Linked DNA regions of Homo sapiens: region 2 is linked to region 1. A link is an interaction called in ENCODE POLR2A ChIA-PET data of the cell type or tissue named here. Cell type or tissue: CD4-positive, alpha-beta T cell. All regions are shown on one strand. Each heading gives the region's core, and the rest is flanking DNA. Links, peaks and the distances in the headings are about the cores only. Region 1 overlaps ETS1 (ETS proto-oncogene 1, transcription factor). Region 2 holds the start of LOC107984374 (a long non-coding RNA gene).

What was found. Peaks named below come from ENCODE experiments on the same cell type or tissue, not always from the same donor. Only the 100,000 strongest peaks of a DNase experiment are listed, where the experiment ranks them.
Region 2: POLR2A ChIA-PET joins it to region 1 with 6 read pairs; 1 of 35 experiments calls an interaction of 5 or more read pairs at or near these places.

What each region holds. Positions count from the first base shown.
Region 1 is chr11:128,502,665-128,514,700 of GRCh38, forward strand. All of the region lies in intron 3 of ETS1 (ETS proto-oncogene 1, transcription factor), which reads right to left. Among named protein-coding and RNA genes, the nearest start is that of MIR6090, 14 kb to the right of the region's middle. RefSeq lists an enhancer at 890-1,184 and a silencer at 890-1,184. In CD4-positive, alpha-beta T cell, for the core only: no CTCF peak of the experiment used is centred there; DNase peaks (open chromatin) are centred at 4,353, 4,857, 5,479 and 6,317; H3K4me3 peaks cover 2,500 bases; H3K27ac peaks cover 2,500 bases.
Region 2 is chr11:128,046,752-128,058,787 of GRCh38, forward strand. It overlaps LOC107984374 (a long non-coding RNA gene), which reads right to left and starts at 7,984. Exons shown (of 2, transcript XR_001748082.2): 1 at 7,545-7,984; 2 at 4,832-4,955. In CD4-positive, alpha-beta T cell, for the core only: no CTCF peak of the experiment used is centred there; a DNase peak (open chromatin) is centred at 4,700; H3K4me3 peaks cover 794 bases; H3K27ac peaks cover 2,459 bases.

The sequences.
Region 1 (12,036 bases), core at 3,841-6,340:
TGGAATTTCATCTTTTGCTCTAACATGGCTTTGGAGAGATACTCAATTTTAATCCTTCCCAAACTGTGTTACTTGTATCCTTAATCCTCCTACAGCCTTACTAAAAAGAGCCACCAGTAGATTAGCCTGTGACAGACACCAAACTGAACATGAGGAGAGCCTGGGCTGGGGAGGAAGGAACAGGGAGGGAGGCACAGGCCGTGAGCCCCTGCAGGCATCTCCTCCTGCATGCCTTCATTGTGAGTTTCCACCGACAGCCCTTAGCATTAATGCGCAACCAACAGTAAGCAACTGCACCCTCTGGATCCAGTCCAACCTTATAGCCTTAAGAATCCCACGTGCAAAGCTGGAATCTCCCAGAGGCAAGAAATTCAGGGCTCAACAAAGAGATCCCCTGAGCAGTAACTTCAGATTTCCACTCATGCCTCAAGTTCCTGTCACTAACTTCCCACCTTGTTCCTGGAAAACCAACATGTAAGGAGATATACAAATCTAAATAAGATTTTTTTTCTCTTTTTCCTTTAAATAGCTTAAAATATTTTACAGACAACATCCCAGATAATGTCAACCCATTGGGAGGGAACTAGTAGCAAACAGTTAAATGTTTTATAACTTAAAATTTTAAGCACAGAGCAGGCACATGCTGGATACTGCTAGGGCCAACGAACCCTAGGAGCCAAGAAATGGTTAAAAGGGATGCATCACGTTCCTTCCCCAGCCCCACATGCTCTTCATCAACTTCATAAGTGTGTCAAGATGCTCAGGGTCCAGACCATCTGGAGGGTGCGCTCATAAACTTGAACTACCAGGACAACAGATAATGTGCACAAGCCCATAACAAGCAAACATACTAGTACATCTTTCATGCTATGCAAATGGTGGAGACTGAAATTCAGATGAAACATTGGACCACCTAAAATAGACCAAACTGTGAAGATCTAAGTGAGTGATCTATAGGTCACCTGACCTGGTACGGTACTTCATTCAAACACTGCTTCCTTGACTCCTCCCCTATCCCCTGCTCCCAACAGACTAATTATTCCCTTCTCTAAGGGCCCTGCTGAATCATCCCAGTGTAATTCACAAGAGCCACATGGGAACCACATGGTAGGAGTCAGGAGAAGGCAGAGAGACACACATTCTTACCCTAAAGCAAGGCTGACATCAGAGAAGATGCAGAAATCCCCACCCTGAGCATGTTGGTAAGCACATGAGATGGCCGTCCCTCTGCCTATCACAGGCTCCAAAAAATACCAGCACGCCAGCTAAACACACCAAAAACCGATGGTGCCGCCCCAACATGGCACATCTAATGGAATTCAGGCCCCACACAGTGCAGTAAATCTAAATATATGTCCCTAATGAGGAGTCAGAAATCCTGAGACTTCGGGGATTTAGGCAATAATTGTGGGGACCCAGCTCAAGTTTCCTGCACTAAAAAGGAGGGGCCTAGAGAGATAAGCTTTGAAGGGAGCATGCTTATGCTCCCTAAACCATTACGCTCACTGCTAAACCTATCATACGAGCCTACTCCAAGGTTTGTGTAGACCTACCTAATCTATAATTTTGGCCTCTATATCTCTTTGGCTTTGGCCTTTTTTATGGCCTGGAGCAATAACTATCAGCCCGAGTCCTCTCCTGGTGTGTTCACACATTTCCCTGCCTCTGTCCCTCTATCCCGCCCTCACTATAGCTATAGGATGCATAAAGCCTTATCCAGGACCAAAAAGCAGAAAAGAGGAATTTACAGAATTTGCTATAAAACTTTAACAACTCCTTGGAGGGATGTTCTCTTTCCTTGCAACCAGACATAGTTATAAAATGGATGAAAAGTGGAGAGAAGGAGGAGCCAAGCTCTGCCACTGGTCAGGGGTCTTACACTATTCCTGGAATACAGAATTAGAAGACGCTTTCGATGTCATCTAGTTCAAACCTTTTCTTTTACTGGTGGGTAAAATGAAGCTCAAGGTGACATCAACTTGCCTTAAGTCACTGGTTACTAATTCTAGAACTCTGGCTCCCTCTCAGGATTTTTTTTTCCTCTACATCATTGCTGTTTACTTACAACAGTGGACTGGGAGGGAGAGGCTTTCTCCTATATCTTCACTACTATCAAGTCCTGGTTCATCATTCTGGATAAACACTACTCCTCCCCAAGTTATTAAGAATCACAGAGGAATGAGCCATCCAAAGATCTAATAAATATGATGGGATTTTACAGATTCATGATGCTATCCACTCCTATTTCAGGTTATAAGTCTGGAATACCAATGGTCAGACTCTAAGGTGGAAAAGCTTCCTCCTAGCAAAGATCCTTGTTGCATACCAGGGATATTAAGCAACTTTCAACAGTCAACTCCGATAGCATGATACCATGGTGTCTGATGGCTCTGAAATTTGAGGGTGCTATTCCTGTCAATCCAGAAAGAGTGAAGACTGCAGTTAACTTCAGTGATCTATGAACCTTTATCTAAAAAGCACTGAAAGGCAGAGTGCCTCATATCATTTAAAGGTTTTACACCACTACCCTTCTAGTCCTGCTGGTATTCCAAATAGGGTCACTGAGCCATGGTGATAGGGTTGAGGGAATACAACAAACCCCACTGACAAAGCCAGAACTTAATATCAGGGGCACTGGCCAGTAAGTTGAATCTGATCTATCTAATTAATGAAGCTATCTGTTGACCCCCAGAAAGGCCATGGCCTGAAGTAACACAAGCAGCTCTAGTTGTGAAGGCAAATGCAGTCGGAATGCAGAGACCTAAGGGTTCCAGGAAAGATCCACCTCATTGTGATCTCTTCTAGACCCCACAGATTTTTTTCTTCTCCTTCCCAATGGGCTTCTCTTTAATGGCCCCAAACACCCAATCTTCAGCATTCTATTGTTCCTGCTGCTGCCCCAGAGTCTCGCCCACACGGACCCAGGGCAGACAGCCTCAGACGCCTCTCCCAGTAGCAAGCCCAAGAGGGTGGTAAGTCGCCAGGCAGACCCAATCTCCAGATCAATGGGCGAGACCAACCAATGGGTGGCGAGCAGACAAAAAGTGATCAATGCAAAAGGCGGAGGGAGCTTAAGCCACTCTCCATCTGCCTGGGTAGGTGAGAAAGGGAGAGACTGGGATGTGCAGCCCTCATCCGCTGCTAATAAATGGCTCTGCCTCATCAGGAAGCCATTAGGAAATTGCAGCCACCACAGCCCCAAGCTCCCCGGACTGAACTGTCTGCATGCAGCTGGTGAAAGCGCTCATTATCTCTGTCCAGACGACACTAGCTCACTACACAGTGGAGCCTAACCAATGAGCCCTCAGAATAAACCCTGGGCTTGAGTGGTGAGGAAGGAGGGACTGAAAAAGTCCCTTGAGATTGGGGAGATGCAGCGCTCCCCCAGGTGTGTGCTCCAAGCTCCAGATCAGGAATACGAGCCCTTCTCCTCACATCCCAGCTGGACAGCATTCTTTTTTTCAGAAAGAGCTACTGACTGCTCATGAGCATGGGGCTTCTTTTGGGAGTGATGAAAACATTCTGGAATTAGACGTTGATGATGATGGCACAACTCTGTGAATGTACTGGAATGCACTGACATGTACACTTTAAGATGGTAAATTTTATGTTATATCAATTATATCTCAATTTAAAAAAAAGTAAATGTTAGAGAGAGAAAGAGCTACTGGCCCACTGCTATGAGCCCAACAATGAATACCTTGGTGATAGATCCCTCAGGCAGAGTTTCCCTCTAGTGGGAGAAGCAAACACCGCCTAAGTACAGAAGCAATAGCTATATGCTCACAACAGACGATGAGTGCTGGGATCACGGCTGAAGCGGAAGGTTTTGCAATGCAGAGTGAGTGAACTAGCGGGGTCCAGAAGCACTAGGGGAGGGGGTAGGAAGGAGTGCACGTAAGATGTCCTGGGTGTAGGGCGTGAGGGACAGAAGGCGGGCAAGGTGTCCAGGATGGCGCCCCTGGCAGTTGGTGGCATTACTGAAAGGGAAGACGAGAGGATGAGATCTCCCACAGCCACCTCCGCCACCTGGAAATCCTTGTGAGATGGAAGCCCCGCGATGCTCACTGGGAGACCGACCGTGGGAGAGGCTGGGCACGGGCCATTTCCAGAGGCAGACACCTGGTAACTGCAATTTCTGGGACCACTTATGTGAGGACTAAAGAGGAAGGGCCACAGGTTCTAGGAGACGAACAAAATCCCTCAAGTTCCCTACCCTAAAGATGCTCCCAGAAAAGGCTGCCGAGTGCTCTTTTAAAGTGATATGTGCATCTTTATACTTACATACAAAAGATTCTCAAGGGGAAGAAGTCTCCATCAGACAGGGCTCTTTCGCCCTCCAGTCCCTGGTGGGGGAGACAGAGGAAAAGCTGATAGGGCGGTGGGGTGTGGGGGCGGTGAAGGCTCACTGCACAGGAACTGAGGAAGGTGCAGTCACAACACTGTGATGCCAGGGATCTTTTTGGGAAATTCTTTTCCAAAAGGGATCATGAATTTTGGCCCCTGGAATGCCCCAGAGCACCTCTGATTGGTTCCCTGGCCCTGACTCAGATCGAGCCGGGCTCCACCCTCCATGAGTAAATAAAGGCAGGGACGGAGGGAGGGAGAGGGAAGGAGAGGGAGCGGAGTGGGCAGACAGGAACCAGAAGGCCAGCGCTGGTTCAGGGAACACACCAGATGAGATTTCAGCGACGGGTGGTGTGGCAGAATTCAAGACATAATTCTCTGAGCCTTACACACCACTCCAGTTGGGATTCAGCCCTGCCTTGGCAGCCGGCTCAGTGCTGCTTTATAATATACTGAATTAGTCACTGGATTAGCAAGCACATTTACACACAGTGGCGCACAGCTGTTTAAAGACGCAGGATCCCCTTTTCTAGGTGCCAGATTCTGGCTATAAATCAACCATTGCAATCAGCAACCAGCAAACCCCAGAGGTGCATGGTTCCTGCAGACATCTTCCTTAGGGGAAGCCTGCTAGAACTGCGATGGCCATTTTCTGGGGACAGGAGGGACATCTGTGGCAAAGAAGGAAAGGTCGGTGGGCTTTTTCTGTCTTGAATCTTATTATCTTCAGGGGGCTGCCAGGTCTTCACTGACCTGGACCTTCCCGGCAGCAGCCTAGCTCAGGAAATGACGCCTGGGAGAACAGGAGTTCTAATCCTGCCTGGCTGTATTATCAAGTACAGAGTTTTTCTCCTAAACCTTGAATGGCTGGGTCACCTCCCAGAAAAGAAAAGACTCCAGGGCAAAGAGGACAGTACTTCAGCAATTAAAATAATTTTAAATCCTGATAACATCAATTCCAAAAAACTGCCTTGTTGAAGTGGCAAGGGCAATGTCTAAAAATAATGCTTTAGAGTTGGAATCATAACTCAAGCCCTAACTCACGTTCGGTAAGAATGCGTGAGAGGCATTTGAAAATAATTGAACTGGCCACAGGGACGGCTCTGGCCCACTTGGTTATGGAGGTGTCAAGTGGAAAATTTTCTGTAACCAGGTTAATAGTAACCACAGTTTTAACAACCGCTGAAGTAATAACAGCGACAGCAGCAATGAACTTTTGTACAGAATTTAGTGACCTACAAGATAATGGTTTATTGAGCTCCTGTGGCAATGAAAAAGTATAAAAGTTTTCACAGGAATTATCTCTAATCCTAACAGCCCTGAAAGCTCTTTATTATTACCTCCTTTGTAAGGATCAGAAAAGAAAGGTTTACAGAAGTTAAATAATTTGTCTAAGGAAAAATTAGTAAAGATCAAGCCTGAATTCAAACCCAGGGCTGTCTTACCTCAAAACTCTGCTCTTTCAAGACATGGTGCTGCCTCCAGTGAGGAATATCATTATAACCAACATAATGAAAGGGACGCTGTGTGATTCAGGGACTCAATTACTTACTATCAAGCACCCTAAATGTAAATCCCTCTCCTTTGTCTTAGAGGGCTTAGGTACCCAAAGAGAAATAGGGTTTATCTAAACTCTGTATCGTAAGATCATGGTAAAAAGCCTGTGGCATAAATAAATCCACCTGACAAATATAAGAACCAAGAACCAATTACTAAATAAGGCGAATTTCATTTAGGCTCCTCTAGAACAGGAATTTAGAGAAGATTCGTAAAGAGATTTGTGACTAGCTCGTGTAGGCAGAGCCTAGTGTGTATTCTGCACCAGCTTTTGGAAATTCAAGTATTACTTCCTTAGAACTTGTTTGCCCATAAAAACACTGAAAATATTTTCTTACGAACCAAGGCAGTCGGGGGCAACTGAAGACTTGCATCATCTTTGCTCATCACTCTCTGCCTGCACCATGCCACTAGGCAGATATTTTGATCAAAGCCAGGAGAAACCAGCGGCAAGTCACCCAGGGCCCAATCTCATTAAAAAAACTAAATCGCTGTTCGGTTCACCCAGCACCCCAGATCCTTTGGAGACTTTGCAGTCAGCCTGAAATTTCAAAGTTCTTTCATCAGATCATCCATTACAGAAGAGGATGGGTGGAAGGCATGGAAAAGCCACAAAGCTCCCTGCAAGAGAGACCTTCAGAAATCCAGAAATAGATTCTTTATTTTTAAAAATCTCCAATTGAATCAGAGGTTAACATTATGTCCACCGTGGAGATGCTGATTCATTCTGTGTGTGTGTTTACTTTTCTACAAATGTCCCTCTTGCATCAAGTAGCTTCAAGCCCTAGGCTTGTGCCTCTGAACATCCCCTCCCTGGAGAACTCTCAAGCTGGGGTGGAGCTCTCACTTCATTCCTCAATTGTCTAATCTGGAGAGTGGGGGCCAAAGCACCAATTCTGTACACAAGTTTAGTAAATTTGGCTAGCCACCTTTCATGTGTCTACTTTGGATTTGAAAATGCACCATGGAAATCAGGTGAAAATTTTTTTTTTTTTTTTTTTTTTTTTTACTTTCCCACTACTAACACATCCCAATGGTAGATATGTATAAGTGAAATGAGTGCGTTCTTCCTGCCCCTATAATGACAAGCCTGACAGAGAACACATCACACAGAAGAATGTGCCAAGAATCAAGACCTCTTAGAAGAATGTTAGAAAGTTTTCTCTCCAAATGGATTCTGTCTAAGTAGGAAGGCCTTGGCAACTAGAAAGGTCTAAGATCAAATTTATGACTTGAAAACTCTATGGCTTTGGGCAAATTATCTGAACTTAATTCTGGACTCAATTTCTTATCTACAAAATGGGAATTAAGGCATCAACCTCAAAGGGTTGTTTAAAGAATGTGATTATGTATTTCTGTAAAGCACATTGCAAAGTATCTGACACATAGTAGGTACTCTCTGTAAATATTAGCTTCACTTCTCTCACTCCTCCAACTGAACTGCAGTTATGTAAAGAAAAGCAAGCATCCAGCAGTTTTGAAGAATGTTTGGTTTCCATTAGGAGGCAAGGGAGGTGTAAGATTGAACTCTTGATCTTATATGAAATAAGGATGCATTTCCTGTACACATACACATGACTCACCCTTGGGGAGCTCATATGTATTTAGCATCCCCACTCCGTATCATATCTCCCACTAATTTAATAACACTCCTTGAATCACCAAAGACTCCAGAGTACTTTCTAAATGTGAACTCATTAACTTTCCCACTCTCTCTCAAAGAAAGGCAGCTCACTCACTAGGAGCATCCTTCTTGGAGAAGAATACAAAGATAATGCAGACATGTGTCCATATCTGGTGGCTTAAGGTAAAGCCAGACTTGGGTATCCTGATTCTCACATCAGGCAACAGAAGGTAATAAGATGACCACCTATGCCACCCTGCCCAGTTAACAGCAGAGAAAATATTCAAACCGGGCAAAGCTAAGACCAAGGACCCCTTAGGCCTGACCCAAAACTATTGGTACATGGAGGGCACCAAGCCATAGTGCTGAACCCCAATTGGAGGAGGAGACACACTTCGTGACCTCACTAGGATTTGCTTTACAAGATAAGATTTTCCTGGCAAGCATTGAAGTTAGTGCCCAGATTCAAAACAGCAAACTTAAAACTATTATCTTCATGCTTGCTATAATCAGGTGTACCGCCCAACTTCCCATCCCTACCTCCCCTTCCCTAGTAATCCAGAGGTACTCAAGGTCACTACTGGCTACTTAAGGTTTACATCCACTCCCAAGGAAACACCAGCAACCAAAAGAATACTTCCCAGATGGAAAACCCGTCATTTGACCTTGGAATGCTCTGCCTCCCATAATGACCAAAATAAGGTCCGGCCAGAGGGGCTTACGTTTTTTGGTAAGGAACAACACATTGTTTTAGAGAGATAATCTGACATAACTCTGCTAAGCTCTGAGTGTCTATGCATGGTACCACAGCAAACACCCTATGTCCCAAATGGAAACTAGCAGGGTGAAAAAATTGTTCATCTAAGATGACATTAATCTCTGTATGCCTCCTTGGTACAGTTCTTTTCCACAACATGCAGCTTAAGATTCAACAATTTTTTCATTGTGTTTTGTGTTTCCTGAAGCATTCCTCCAGCTACCTGAAGCTCTCACTGATTAAAATAGACCTCCTTTACTAAAAGGGGTAAACTGAGGCACAGAAGAACAAAGCAATGTGCCTTATAGTTCAGAATAGGTAAACAAAAATTGGACATCTATTATTTTCAAATCTCTTTAGATTAAAAGAAAAAAAAATGTATTTCTCAAAGTCCAAAGTCAACCTTCTCCAAAGGGAAACTGCATGTCTGTCTAGTAACCTATAGGATCATTCACACTTTTTTTTCCTTGAGAAGGAACTAACTTGCCAGCCTACCAACAATTTTGCCAGTGCCTTGGCATCAGGCATATCTGCACAACCTTTCCAGAGCCTATATCATAGTGATCTGTTCAAGCTGCTCAAAGCTCAGTAATCATACTAATCTGTGCATAGTGACCAGTGCTACCTGCTCAAAGCTCAGTAATCAGCCAGCTATGTGGGACTTGTTATAGATGCATAAAATATGTGGGTGAAATCTACCTCCACCAAAAGAGAAAAGAATGCCTTGTTGACACTTTGATCTCAAGCTAACGTTTATTAATAACATCATTATTATATTTAAGTGAATGTACTAGATACTCATCGAATCAAAGAAATGTTTAAAATCCATGTGGCTGAACTCAAATGTCAGGGGATTTGGAGAAACTGACTGGAGCTTCATGTTCTAACTCTCCGCTTATTTGCCCTGGAACCTTGGGAGGGTAACTTGGCATCGGTGCACTGCACTTTCCTTATTTGTAAAATATTGGTAACTCTAAGGATTACCATGAGCTCAAATGTGGTGAAGTCACATGGCAAACTGTAAAATGCTACCAGATATAGCCAAGTATTAAGATGAACTAGCAAACAATATGCACAAACGGACCTTAGTATTTCCCCCAAATTCCACAAACACCCAAATATTTCTGAGAATTCTGAAAACAACAGACATGGAATTTTCAAGTTAGCTACAGCTGGGTTTGAATCTGAACTCCTCCACTCAGCAGCTTTGCAACCTTGGGCAAGTCGTTTAATCTCAGTTTCTTCATCTATGAAATGGCAATAATAATGCTTCACTATTGGGGCGAAATAATGAGGATACTGGCACAAAGTTTGCGCCCAATAACTATCAGAAAATAAACAGAACATGAGGAAAAAAGAAAAGATGGATGGAGATGAGAAGTGCTTACACAAGCACCAGTAGATAAACTCTACACTGTCATCAATGATCGTTTTCCTTGTTTTTCCCCCAAAAACTGGCATGCTGAACTTAGGTCCCTGCTTTGGAAAGAGAAGGGTAACTGCGACAGACCTTTCTCAAAATGCAGAAATAACATCAATCAGATGAGACTTCAGATAACCCCCATGTGCGGGCACCGCTCTTCCACCGCCGCCACAGCCCAGTACATTTGTAGCTTCCGGGGTGGCTGGGGAAGCCAAGGCAGGTGGTTTCTTGTCCGGCTCCAACTCTGCTAAGCAGCGTGTGTCCAGTGAAGGATCAGCCGGTGGCCACCTAGACACCATTCTGTGGGCACCCAAAGCACGCAGGCCTGGCCTTTCCCTCTGTGCAAACAGCAGGCCAGGGCCCTGACTTACTGGGCCTGTCAGGAAGAGGCACTGCCGTGGCTAACAGCAGATTGCATTCTCAAGGCAGGAGGGACTGTTTCTGACCAGAGCAGCCTATCAAGAAGAGGCAGATTGGATGAAATAAGCTCATCACTCAGCCCACAGACTCGGCCTGCGGAAGCAGCTGGACTAGCTGCTTCACCTACTGAATGCTTGACTTACATCTCCCTCCTCCAGGTGAGAACCTGCACTGGAGCTGCCTTCCGCTGCAACTGCAGCAACGGCTCATGGAAAAGGGAAGCTGAAAGGAAGACCATGAGGAAGGTATGACTCTTGGTTCAGTGCTACCCAAGACAACATGCCTCCATTTCCCCAATGGTGAGCTAGGCTGGCAACAATTTCTAACATCTCTGTTTCTCTGTGGAAGTAGCCCTTTACCAAAGCACCCAAAATTCCTCAATGATTAAGTTGTTATTAACAGAATTTGGGGATTAGGATGCAAATCCCCATGTTGCCTACCTCTTGAATGGCAGTCTACACTCTCTCCAAGCCTTGGCTGTTTTAAATGTTACCTAAAGTCATAAGATGTCACTGTTAGGAGAAATCTGACAGGTCGTCATTCCAATGAATTTATTTGACTGATGAAGAAAATGAGGTGCATAAAAATGCAATGACTTGCCTAAGGTCACACAGACAGATACTGATGCAGAGCTGTGGCTGGAGACCAACACTCCCGACTCTCCAGCCCACATTCTCCTCACAGAGTGGATGCTGTTTATTTCATACACAATATTTATTCCTACTGGTAAGGAACAAATACGGTAAGGTCTTCCTTATCATCTGTGATTCTTCATTGCATTCTGTGCATTTATTTCGTGTCTTAATGATGTGAGACAACTGATGCATAAGGTATGGAATTAACTTAAATTTTTGGCAAAAGATATCAAATAGGAGAAATGTGTAGGTACTAGAAGTACAAAAGTCGGTTACATGGAAACTCTTTCACTGAAAATTTCCTGTGATAAATTTCTTAAAGGGTATTTCAAAATCAGACTTGGGCAGGGGCAGTGGCTCATGCCCGTAATCCCAACATTTTAGGAGGCCAAGGTGGAAAGATTGTTTGAAGCCAAGAGTTTAAGACCAGCCTGGGCAACATAGCGAGACCTCATTTCTACAAAAAAGAAAAAGAAAATCAGACTCAACAACACATTTTTATTCTGAACATGAATGATACTAATGCATCACACAACTCTAAACGCATCACACAACTCTAATTGCACACAAAAAAAGTAATTAATTGAGAACAGGTATAACACCTGGCACATAGTGGGAGACCCTAGATACTTCAAAAAACCCGTATCTACAAACACTCACCAGGCTTAGCAGATTCCTGTGCCTGACCGAGGTTATTTTCCATTTGTACCTTGAAAATATGTACCTGATTGATTTTGTCATCTTCTCTGAGGTTTAACGCTTATTCTGATAAACTGATACAGAGGTTTTAACAACAGTATGAGTAGGAGGAAAAGTAACCAAAAAAAAAAAGTTACCTATCTCATAAGCTTACTCAATAACTCTGCTCTACCCTTAAATATTCCTACTTTCAAAGGCAAAATTCATCCTGAGGTTCAAAACGCTCTTTGGGTCCTGGCCTCCTACTTCCTTCCTTCATCCCTTTCTACAAGTAAGTTTTTTTTCCTTCATGTTTATCTAAGCATCTCTTTCATTCCAAACTTGCAGCATTCTTCCCACGCTGCTCTCTATATGGAAAATAATCCTTTCCCTGTTCTTACACCTCCTTCAAATGCTTCAGAAGTGCCCCTGTTTCCCATGAAGCTGACCTATGAAACTAACTTAACACTGTTGCAAGAGAGAGCTTCACAGACACAGAAAATACCAACAGTCATTGATCCACACATATTTTCATAAATGTAAACACTGGTCCTCCTGCATTTTTTGCCATGGAAGCACCTGGAACCCAGGGAAG
Region 2 (12,036 bases), core at 3,626-6,125, 460 kb before region 1:
ATTTAAAAAAATGAGACTAAGAATATGTAATAGGGTAATTATGAGTATTACACAAGGAAATATATTTAAAGTAGTTTCCATTGTGCTTAATCCAAGTAAACATACAATAATTATAGAGTTATTATTTTAAAAGATACTATTTATCGACTTCTCATTATAATGCTAGTTTTGTGAACTTTTCTTCCTTTTATTGAAGTTCCCAATATTCCTCATAAGTTATGCAATCCCTAAGTTGGTAGAGCTTTCCATCAGAACTTTGCTTTTAGAAATATAAATATCTAGTACTTAGTTAGTAAGGCATCTAGGGATAGTCCTGGTTAACTGTTGCCTTTGGCATTCTAATAATACACGTTTTTTACTCCATTTCTCCTAAAACCCAGTTTTACAGCTGGAAATACAGTATCAACGTCTCTGTTAATGCCACTTTGTAGTTGACTCACAAGTCAGAAAAACAAAAGCCAAGTTAACAATGACATTTTGTTTGTGAAAGAAGGTTACATAGATAAGCAAGAGTTACTCATACTGAACAAAAATGAATTGCTCAGTTTATTCCACTGTTCAAAATAATCGAATCACCAAAGTTAAGTGAAGAATGACTTGAGCAGCCGTTGTAAAATACAAACTCTTCTTCAGCTTCTGGGAACTTCAGAACCAGCTCCCATATCTAGTTCTCTATGGAATAGACAGGTGCTTTACCTCTACATGTACTCCCTGACCTCAACCATCTACTAATACCACAGAAAGAAATAGTACACTAATTAAAGAAACACAATTCTTAATAACATAAAGCAAAACAAACGAAAAAAACACAAACAAAATCAACTAATAAACATCAACGCTTTCTCAGCACAACACTGAACATTAGCTAAGAATGATAACACACCAAATTCAGTATAATGAAACTGAACTGGAGTCCATGTAGCTCTTCAACTGCATCTATGATAATATTTAACTTATGTAATATATTGCTACTATTATTAATAATAAAAATAATTCTGAAAGAAATATGGTAAAATGTTGAAATTTAATCAATTATGCTGATTATGTTATTTACTTTTCATTATACTTAAAATATTTCATGACTTTTTTAATGATGAAAAAGGTTAAGGTAAACGATGTGTCATGTGGCACCGTGGAAACTGGAAGACATGCATTAGAATTCTGGTTCTACCACTGAATGGATCATACTCTTGTCAACCCTTAGTTTCTACCTATAAAATCTCTACCTATAAAAAAAGAAAGCCATAAAATTGTTCTACTATTTTTTACCTGCCTCATAAGGTATTTTATAAGTATAAAACAAAGCTGATGTTAGAAAATACTTAGCACAGTGCCTAACACAGAAAATTCTACTAAATATTATTTTTGCCTGAAAAATCATTTTAATAATAGTTTTTATGATGCATAGAATAGATTCTACACAAAGCAAGAAGACTGGTGTTGCCAGTGGGTTTCTAACATGCCTTGTGAGAATGAGCTACTAGAGGAGTGTCCTTACAGCAACATTCGCTGACCAAGAAAAGTGGAGAAATAGACTAGACTGGATTTATGGTCAGAGTGGTGGAGTTAATGAATAATAGTACCTATTTTAGTCATGCTTCAGTAAAGGCTACATTAAATTTCCCAGACACAAAATTGACAGAAGTACTTGGAGGAAGAACAGATTCCTGTTAAAACAAGAACAAGGCCAGGTGCGGTGGCTCATGCCTGTAATCCCAGCATTTTGGGAGGCTGAGGTGGGCAGATCACCTGAGGTCGGGAGTTCGAGACCAGATTGACCAACATGGAGAAACCCCATCTCTACTAAAAATACAAAATTAGCCAGGCATGGTGGCGCATGCCTGTAATCCCAGCTACTTGGGAGGCTGAGGCAGGAGAATCACTTGAACCCGGGAGACGGAGGTTGCAATGAGCTGAGATCGCACCACTGCACACCAGTCTAGGCAACAAGAGCAAAACTGCTTCTAAATAAATAAATAAATAAATAAATAAAAGAACAAATTTAAACTATGCTAAGAAAAATGAAGACTGCCCATTCTCACTTCCAAAAATTTCAGAGAAAAATGAACACTTGAAAGAGAGAGGTGGGGGGCTTTCAAGGGAAAGTATAAAGCCACCATCTTTGGGGAAGTAAATAGATATTTCCAGCTGTGGAATCATTTAATGGAGTTCTTAAATAGGAAAAAAAAAAAAAAGCAGAAATTTGAGCAGAAATAGCAAAATCAAAGACCAAAAAGAAGAAATACGCAAAGGCAGGATCAAAGTGATGAGCAATGAAGAGTTTAAGCAAGAATCAAAGCTCCAATCCCAGCCTTCTGAGTGTGAGCAGGATGGGAAAGGGAAGTAGCCATGGGCTTTCAAGACACGGCAGCCACGGGCAGGTGACACTGAGGAAAATGGCACAGACAGCTTGTGCAGGAATCCTCTAAGAGACGGGGTGGCAGGGATAGAGGTAAGGAACGGCTCAACACAGTGTGACTATTCAAAAATGAAAAACAAAATAAAGGAGCAGCCACCATGACCGTTTACAAAGTAAGCCACAAGGTGGAATTCCTGGAGAAGAGAAACATCCAGGGTGAGCCCCTTTCACTGCAGAGTCCACTCTGTTATAGGGTGACTGGGTTTACCTCTGGCTGCTAATAGCAAATGGGAGAAAGTTGAAAAAGTTAGAAGAAAGGAAGAAAGGAGGCATTAGGAACATTTTTTGAGAGAAACAGAAGGACAAGATTGTAAATTGAAGACTAAGCTTGCCATGAAGTCTGACAAGAAGAACAGGAATGATAAACAATGCAGCCAGGGTATACAAGAGCAAAGAGATGGTGATTGGTTTTCTGTGAACTTCAAGGAAAATGGAAAATAGGCCCAAAGGAAAAAATCAAAGGTTGCTCATCCACAAAGATCTGATTGATCAAACAATTATTTTCTGTCTAAGACAATGCATAACTCTTTTGTGCCATAGAGGCTTCTGAAATACAGGAAGGTGTTGTAAACCAGGAGACCTCCATGAGCGAAGCTTCAGTGAAAAAATACCAGAGGGATTGATGAGTAACACTTCATGTAGAGCCATCTCTATGGGTTTGAAGCTTTCCTATTAGAATTTACCTGTCAGATTCTGAAGAAGAGGGAAGTAAAGAAGCTAAAGAGATAAATGGTGTGCAGGCTGAACACAATCTGGTCTTCCGGAGATGACACCACATTCACAATAATAAAACAAAGGCACTAGGAACACCAATAAGGAAAAATCACCCAGAAGTGAAAGTGTGAATCAGTAACATAAAATGTAAGCCATAAAGATGAAGCTCCAACCGTCCTGAAGACGTGGGCATTGAACATAGGCCAACAAAGATCTTTAGCTCGTGCTTTGGAGAGAAAGAAGTTAAAAATGAAATTATGAAAATAAATAAAATAACAAAAACTAACAACAACAATAAAATAGCAGGTGACTTTATAAAGTACCTACTACTTTTCTAACTACTTTGCATATATCCACTAGTAATGGGATTATAATGACCCTTTAATGTAGGTGCCATTATTATGAGAAAACTGAGGCATAGAGAAGTTAAGTAATGACTTGCGCAAGGTCACACTACTATAACAGCAAAACCTGGATATAAACTCAGACGTTTTGCCTTCAAAGTCTATATATTCCTGACCACTGTGATATACTACCATTGCAAATTAAAACTTGGGGCTTTAAAAATGATCAAGAATCATATTCAGGCATATGTTAAAAGAAAAACTTCAGGCAAATTAAATTTAAAAGAATTTACATGAGCAAAAAATGATTCAGGCGTCAGGCAACTCTAAGAATCAGAAGAGGTTCAGAGAGCTTTTTTTTTTTTTAGGAGAGTGAGCAGCGAGCTTTTATTGGCAGACACAGAAGTAAAGTAGAAGAATCATTTTATTGGCCACAGCTAAGATGTCTGCCTTATTTGAGTACGGTATGATGAGTTGACTGCCTGTGACTGGCTGAAACACTTCTGTTTATTATACTCCTAAGTTAGGTTTAAGTGCTAAGTTAGGTTGTACTTTGCTACGTAGGAACTCAAAGTATGGAGACAGACTCAGGCTAGTGGCCTCCAGCTTATTTAATTTAACCTATAGAACTTCAGAGTTTATGAAGCATTTATATTCACGATCCCATTATTCCTTTTATCACCATGAGAGAGGCAGTGCAGAAAGCAGGGTTTCCCTTCCACAGAAGAGATGACTGGTGCCCAGGGAGGACTCAGTGTCTGATCCATGTCCCAGTGAGTGACAGGTCTTTTTGGCCTAAATCTTTGTCTTTTTTTTCCCCAAATCCTATGACCTTTCAACAACATAGAGTTGACTCAACTAGAAAGCAAGTAAGATTGACCAGCTGGTTTCTGATGTCAGGTTCCTTGATAAATACAAATATTTTCCACCAACAAGTGAGACTAATGCTATGTCTCAGTAAAATAGTAAAAGGAACTCACAAAATAGTTTCTGCAGATTCATGCACACAGGGTGTGTGTGTGTGTGTGTGTGTGTGTGTGTGTGTGTGTGTAGTTTTGGTAGTAACAAGGGCAAAAGAAAATAAAAGTAAAAAACACTACTTGCTTCCCCTCAAACATGTGAGGAATAGCAGGCCTCATATATGTATTCTGAATGTCTGAATGCACTATAATAAAAGACTTTTGATCCAGTGAACAAAGAGATCGGTTTTGTTTTGGCTTTTTTTTTTCTTTTCCTGTGAGGGTGCTGTGGGGCAGGTGATGGTGAACAGGAACATGAATCAGAAAAGAAGCAAGAGTCCAAAAGGCAGTGATGGGGTCTCACAAGTTGAAAGTGGGAAGAAGAAAAAAACAAATTATTGTATTTCTTTATTCATTTCTCAACAGACTTTTTTAGTTGTTTCTTCATCTTAGCTGTTTTGAATGATGCTGCCGTGAGCATGGAGGGCAGCTGTCTCTTCAAAACTCTTCTTTCATTTCCTTGGGGGGAAACATAAAAGAAGAGAATCACGTTCTTGGAAATCAGACGGATGAGTGTGCAAAAGAGAACAGGAAAGAACCAAAATAAGGATGAAATACTTTGGAGAAGAGAAGAATGAAATCCATGAGAAACAAAAGCAAAAGTGACAAACAGGGAAGAGTGCTGAGTTCATAGGAAATTTATGTTTTCTTTCTGGAAATTTTAAGTGGCTTGCATGATTGTGAGGTAAGAGTTCTCAATAAGTTAAATACATTTTAAAATAAAAATTTAAAAGGCTATCAAATGTGATGATTTATGTGAAAATATTCTCCAAAATTATAAAATGCTGTTGAGGAGCTAGATATTATTGTTGCTATTACCATTGATGACATTTTCTGTGGTGTCATTCCTGGCAGGCCACCAAGTGATTTTACTCAGCTCCATCATATTTGGGGGCTATGGTTCCATGTTAGATAAAATCACCTGTCCTTCCACTCCTCTGAATACAGTCGAATGGATATTATCTACTGATGTCAACTACAATCTTATAATAAAAGAAATAGTGAGCTATTTTCCACTTTTATTTAATATGGAATATGAGAAAATGATCATAAATTACAGCAAGAGTGATTTAGGTTCAGAATGGCAAAAAGAATATTTTCTTGCTGTTTATGCATGGAAACCGATTACTCGGGAAATAGAACTATCTCTTTCCCAGCGATAACAAGAAATTGTTTCCTGCTTATTTTCAGTTGTTTAGAAGAGGGCACTTGGAGGTGGACTGGGCTGCTGAAGGGGGTCATTTTGAGAGACCTGTTGAAATCCTCAAGCTGTATTATATAAATACAAGATGTGCTATTGAGATGTGCTATTAAGCTAGACACCTACCAGTGCTTCAATCCTATGCATCCTCAAGTAGCCTTCAACAGTTAATACAAGTTTTAAAATACCTTTAGTTCTGAAAATTGTTGAAAACGTTGAGAGTGAAAACATTGAAAAATCTCAAGTATTTCAGGTAATAAAGAAATCATTACTGGATTTTTCTGTTTTCAATTGCTATTTCATTTATTTTCCTCACTCAAAACATTCTTTGCCCAGGCTGATGCAACTTAGTTTGCTTTATTCACCCAAAATATAGGACTTGATGTTTCCTTCCTTATACAACTTCCTACTCAAATCCCCTATCTTCCTTAAAGGCCGTGAAGGTGTTCTCTGCTTCCTTATCCTTTCAACCAGTCCCAGAAAGTTGTTTCCCTTTTCGTTAAGAGGCATAAAAATGTCAGTGCCACTGAATATACAATATCTTTATTCTCATCATCTAGGAGACAGGATGTGGTTAGGGTGTTAAATGTCAGGCATGTCAGATTTCACTTCCTGCTTCATAATCAATCCAATATGGGTCTACCAGGTCCCTGTTATATCCAAGCTTTTCCAAGATCTTGCTTCTAATCTGACCTGGACTGCTCTTACTTCAATTACCCAGGGACAAAGTTAACAATACCTGGCAATAACCCTCCCCTTCATCTACCTCCTGGCCCTTCTTCCATCTCCAGGGTTATAAAAATGAAGGAAATGTGTTACGACTGATTCACATGGCTTGGGAGTTGCTTGCTGGATGATTTCATAGTCTGGCTATTAGCTGTGAAGAAATATAATACCATCTTTACATATCTGGTTTTAGTTGGGAGGGAAAGGCTCAAATTAAAGCCTCAAGAGAGGCAGAGGGAATGGAGTGAAAGAGCATTAGAATTCTGGGGACTCAGTCTGATGATTTAGTAGGATGATTAGATGGAGTATTTATCCTGCTAATGTTGGTGTTTGATGCTCCAGTTTTTTTACTTGTGGTTTGTGTGCCAGGGTGGGAAGTGACTCTGGGGAATACCATGCTGGCTTAGGTGGAAGGAAATACTGGGGAGAGAATGCACAGCTTTTTGGCTGGTTGATTTCCCCTGGTGGAGGGGTTAATGATGAGGTTGGCAGCCAAAAAGCCAGAGCTCTTGGGTTCAACTTTAGATCCCATTACCGCATTGATGGGTGGTCTTGAGACAAAATCCTGTAATGGTTAAGAGGTTGGGCTCTGGGATCAGGCTGATGAACGCTCAAGCTCTGTGGCCTTGTGAAAATAAGCCCCATGTCTTTGTGTCTCAGTTTTCTTAAGTAAAAAAAGCAGATAATAATTGTGTTTAAATGAGATAAGGTATGAATTGTGCTAAGCGTAGTGCCTGAAACATGAAGACAGCTCAAAATGAGAAGGAGGAGGACAATGGAAATAAAACAGAATATCTGGATTTCTTTTTCTTTTTGATTCAGCAAATTTTTATTGAATGCCTATTATGAATCAATAAGTGCACATGATATTTTGAATGAAAAAAGGGCACCTTGAACACAGCTCTCACCCTGGAGACTTACCATCTCACTGAAAAAAAAAAATTAAATATCAGGCTACTTAAGTAAATGTGATGAGAGTTTAAGAATTCAGGAAAGAGGGTAACTATACATTGGAGTAAAGAATGTCATGAAAATATTTAAAATATTTAGGGTAAATTAGAAAATATTTTGTGGTTTCCATGAAACTATTGGAAACAGCAGTTATAGAGAAGAGAACTAACCTTGAATTAGAGGGTATGGATTTAAATTCAGTGGCTCTGTCACCTTTTTGTGTTGTCCTGGGGACTCTTTCACCTCTCTTTATTTGAGTTTCCACATCTGTAAAATTAATATAAGAGATGATGCATGGATTTCATGAGCATAGAGCAGGATCACATACATGTGCTTTGCACTAGGGAATATTCAAGAAGTAAATATGAAACAAACGCTTACTTCCTCTGTCTCTCTTCCTTTCTCTTTCTTTTTGTCAGAGCGACAGTGGCTCTCATTTGATTCCCTCAGTTCCTATGCTATTTGTGTGGAAATAAGCAGATTCACAGTTAAAAAACCATTCATATGTGTGCCAGGATGATTCACTGGACATGTCCTATTTCTCTTGCATCTTTCCACAGCCTCTTGAGTGCTCCCTGACCAGAGTTGCTGCCACATAAGGTGCAGGTGGATGGAGCCAGGGCTTGCTGCTTGAATGTCTGCCATCTGCTCTTGTCTCTGCAAGAGCTTCACTGGGTGAGGCTAGTTTACTCACCCTACAGTCTAGAAAGAGTTTACAATGCTAATTCCTGCTTCAGGGAAGCTATAGGAAGATGACTTAGCACCAGAAGTTGAAGATTCTTCCAGAGGAAAAGCCCTGTCTCAGTTTTACATAAGACTTTTTACTGTGTTATCCTTCACTCTCCTGGGTGACTTTGTCACCTCTCCAGGATCTAAAAGGCCTTTGAGTAATATCATAAAGAGACCCAATGTTTTCCCTCCAGGCCACTCTAGGGCTGCTTTTCTTGGTCTCAACAATTTCACAAAGCACTTTCTTTTCTTAATATAATAATATGCTAGAAATGAAAATATTTCAGCAAACTGTACGATCACAGCATAGTTGATGAGGAACTGTCCTGCACTTGTCAAAGTGCATAGCAATTCTTAAAAATGTAACTTGGAATTGCAGGTTTTTAAAAAAATTCTAATTTCCCTTTATTTCTTGAAGAAATTGTCCATGTTTGTGTTTGTAACACAGATGTTCCCTTTCTTCCAGGGGCAAAGTTTTATATCTCAAGGTTATTTATAAAAGTTCACTATAGTTAGGGGTGGAATATAGGTGGGGTAGTTATCTACATTGTGTCAGTCTATTTTTTTAAGCTCAGTGTTACTAAAATATAATTCACATACCATACAATTCACCCATTTAAAATGTACAAGTCAATGATTTAAGTATATTCGAAAAGTTACCCACCACCACAGTGAATTTTGGATCATTTCATGACACCAAAAAGAAACCCCACACCCAATGTCAGTCCCTCCCCATTTCCCCCAGTCCCTTCCACTCCAGCCCTGGCAACGACGAATCTACTTTCTGTCCCTGTTGATTTGCCTATTCTGGACATTTTATTTAAATGGAATCATACAGTATGACGTCCTTCTTTCACTGAGCAAAGTGTTTTTCATGTTCATACATGCTGTACATCCACACCATAGCATGCATCAGTGCTCCATTTATTTTTATTGATGAATCAGGTTCTATTATATGAATAACCCACATTTTATTTATCCATTTATCACCTGAAGGAGATTTGAGCTGTTTCCACTTTTTGTGTATAATGAATAATGTTGCTATAATCTTTTGGGTGGAGACATATTTTCATTTCACCTGGGTATAAATCTAGAAATGTGACTTCTGAGTCATGTGGTCACTCTGCATTTAACCTTTTGAAGAACTTTCTGGCTGTCTTTCAAAGGGGCTTCCCCATTCAGCATCCCCAACAGCAGGGTATGAGGGTTCTCCATTCTCCATATCTTCACCAGCACATGTTATTTGCTGTCTTTGTGATTGTAGCCATCCTACAATCTGGGTGTGAAGCCTCTATTTATTTACTGTTCTCTTTTGATTACTTCTTCTTTGACCATCATTTCTTCATGATTGAAATTAATAATTAATTCATGATTACCCCTTCTTTAAAATCAAAATAATGTCCAGTCCTGAATATGTCTCTGGTGGGAATAGCTCAACTGCAGAGAATGTGATAAGAGAGAAAAATGTCCACCACCGCCAAGGGCTGAAAATTTTACTAGGAGAAGACACAAACAAATCCCTCTTTCTAGACTTTTTTTCTCCATCTTTATCAGCCATTTTTTTTTTTTTGCAGTGGAATTTAGGAAAAACATTAATGAGAGAAAATAAAACCATGGGAAGTAAACAGAACAAAGGTATATATTCACTATTTCACTGAACAAAAGATACCAGCAAAAAAGACAAACCACTCTTCACACCCAAAAGCCAAAATGGGGACTGACACTAGGGCAGGAATACTAGAGAGAAAACTCATCTTTCAATGACAACATGACTGTTCCAAAATTATAAGACTTACCTTTCTTACCGGAGCATAAAAAGGACTCCTTGACAATGACCCTGAGACATTTTTTCCTGTTTTCTCACAAGGCCCTGCATGTTCATAATAGATAATAATGTTGCTGTTGGTTATTTAAGCTAACATGAATAAGCACTGACTATATTCAGACATTGAAATAAGTACATTATCTATACTTTTGCAGCAACTCAATAAGGGCATATGTGTATGTGAATGTGTGTGTGTGATTCCCATTTTACTTATGAGAAAACTGAGGCACAGATAGATTAAGAAACTTGACGATAGCCCCCAGTGAGTAATAGCAAGGACAGGGTTCAAGTCCCAACCTGTCTTATCTGGAATCTTATAGCATACCCACTAGATTTCACAGACTCTTGAAAAAAAAAGATATTTAGTGAATAAATGGATGAATATTTACAAATATCAAATTTGAGACATCTAGGAAAGGGAAAATAATGTTTTTGGAAGAAAGTATAAGTGAATAAAAGGACTTGTAGATGACAGAGTAAACTAACCTGCCACTTTTTCATTGATAGTTTAAAATCTACACATATCTATACATATCTACATCAAATAATTTAAGGTACATTTCTACAGGCTTTGACTACAAGTGAGTACAATGAGTACAAAATTAATAGTAATAATTCCACAAGTGCCATTTCCCCTGCTTCCACAAAAACCTCTTTAACGCTTCAAAGTCTAATCCTATAGTCTAATCCAGTTGTTCCTTGGAGTGACTTGGAGATGTATCACCTGAGCTTGCAAACAATTCCTAGGGCTCCAGTGGCCACATGGCATCAGCAAGGTTCTTCCTCTCCTGTTCCAGTCTCCTCGTCAGTACCTGCTTCCTGATAAGCCAGTTCAGAGTACCACCCTCTTGCCCTCTGGCAGTGCCCACCATGGAGTATCCATGTTCTCATCACAAAGTCTGCATGCCTGCTCCATACAGAGTGGAGCTCTCAATACACCAAGGCTATGCCGGGTTTAGCGTAGATGTAGACAAAAGGCTCCTCTCCCTCACTTTGTCACCAGAGAACCAATGTAGAACTGGTTGTGTTTCAGAGTCTCCCAGGAAATAATGGAATTGTTCAAACAGTTTATCTTACAGCTGCACTTTGCTTTCTATAGGGCTCAAATAGAAGCAGCTAATGCCGGCCCAGAGAACTTAAAAGATCTCAGATGTCCTCCTGGTGCTTCTCACCAATCCTCCTTTACTGAGGCTTCTTTCCCACATGCAATTGAATTCCTTCACTAGATGCCAGGGAGCTGCTTGCTCTACTTGCTAACCGGTCAAACCCAGACATGTCTGAGTCCCAGGGGTGAGTGCAGCTTAGGCTGAAGCTGGGACCATGTCTGCATGACTTTTTAAACCCTTAATTATTTTGGAAATTTGATCAGATATTTTTGTCAGGTTTGGTACTGAGAGGGAGGAAACGTCATATTCTGCCAAATATAATTTGAGAATTGCAACTTACATGTTTTTCTCCATCGCCAAAATGCACCCCCTCAACTCAGATTAGGATGATGGTTATGAGGCAGCGTATTAAAATAAGAACCTGCCAACTTCACACAGACATGGAATGTGTTCCAGTGTTAAACAAACAAAAATGAGTGTGTATTGTGCATATGACTAATAGAATTTGACATTTAAGAGGTGAAATGAAAAATCAACAGATCAGTAATTAAGAGAAGCACAATGGCAAAGATGTACAAATCAAAACATAGATTAAGCGGTCATTATTGTTTTTATTTTTTAACCAACTAAAATGTATTGACTTCTTACTATACCTAGGCATCAGAGATATCAAGGAAAATATAACATGCTGGGTAAACTAATAATTGTAATGCAAGATGACATTGGTTATAATAAAGTAATGGAAACATGTTATTTGTAATGGAAACATGTTATTTGTCCTAAAAACAAGAAAAGAGTGATTGAATCCTCCCAGTGTCATCAGAAATAGGTTCATTCAAGATGAATCTTGAGCTTTATCTACAAGATAGATCAAAAGACATGGAGGTACCAAAGTCACTGAATTACAAAATCTAAGAGTCATGAGCAGTAATCGAATGAGGCACTTTCTAAAAAGGACAAATCTGGTACAGGCTTCAACTCGGGTTCCACGTGACTTAGCTG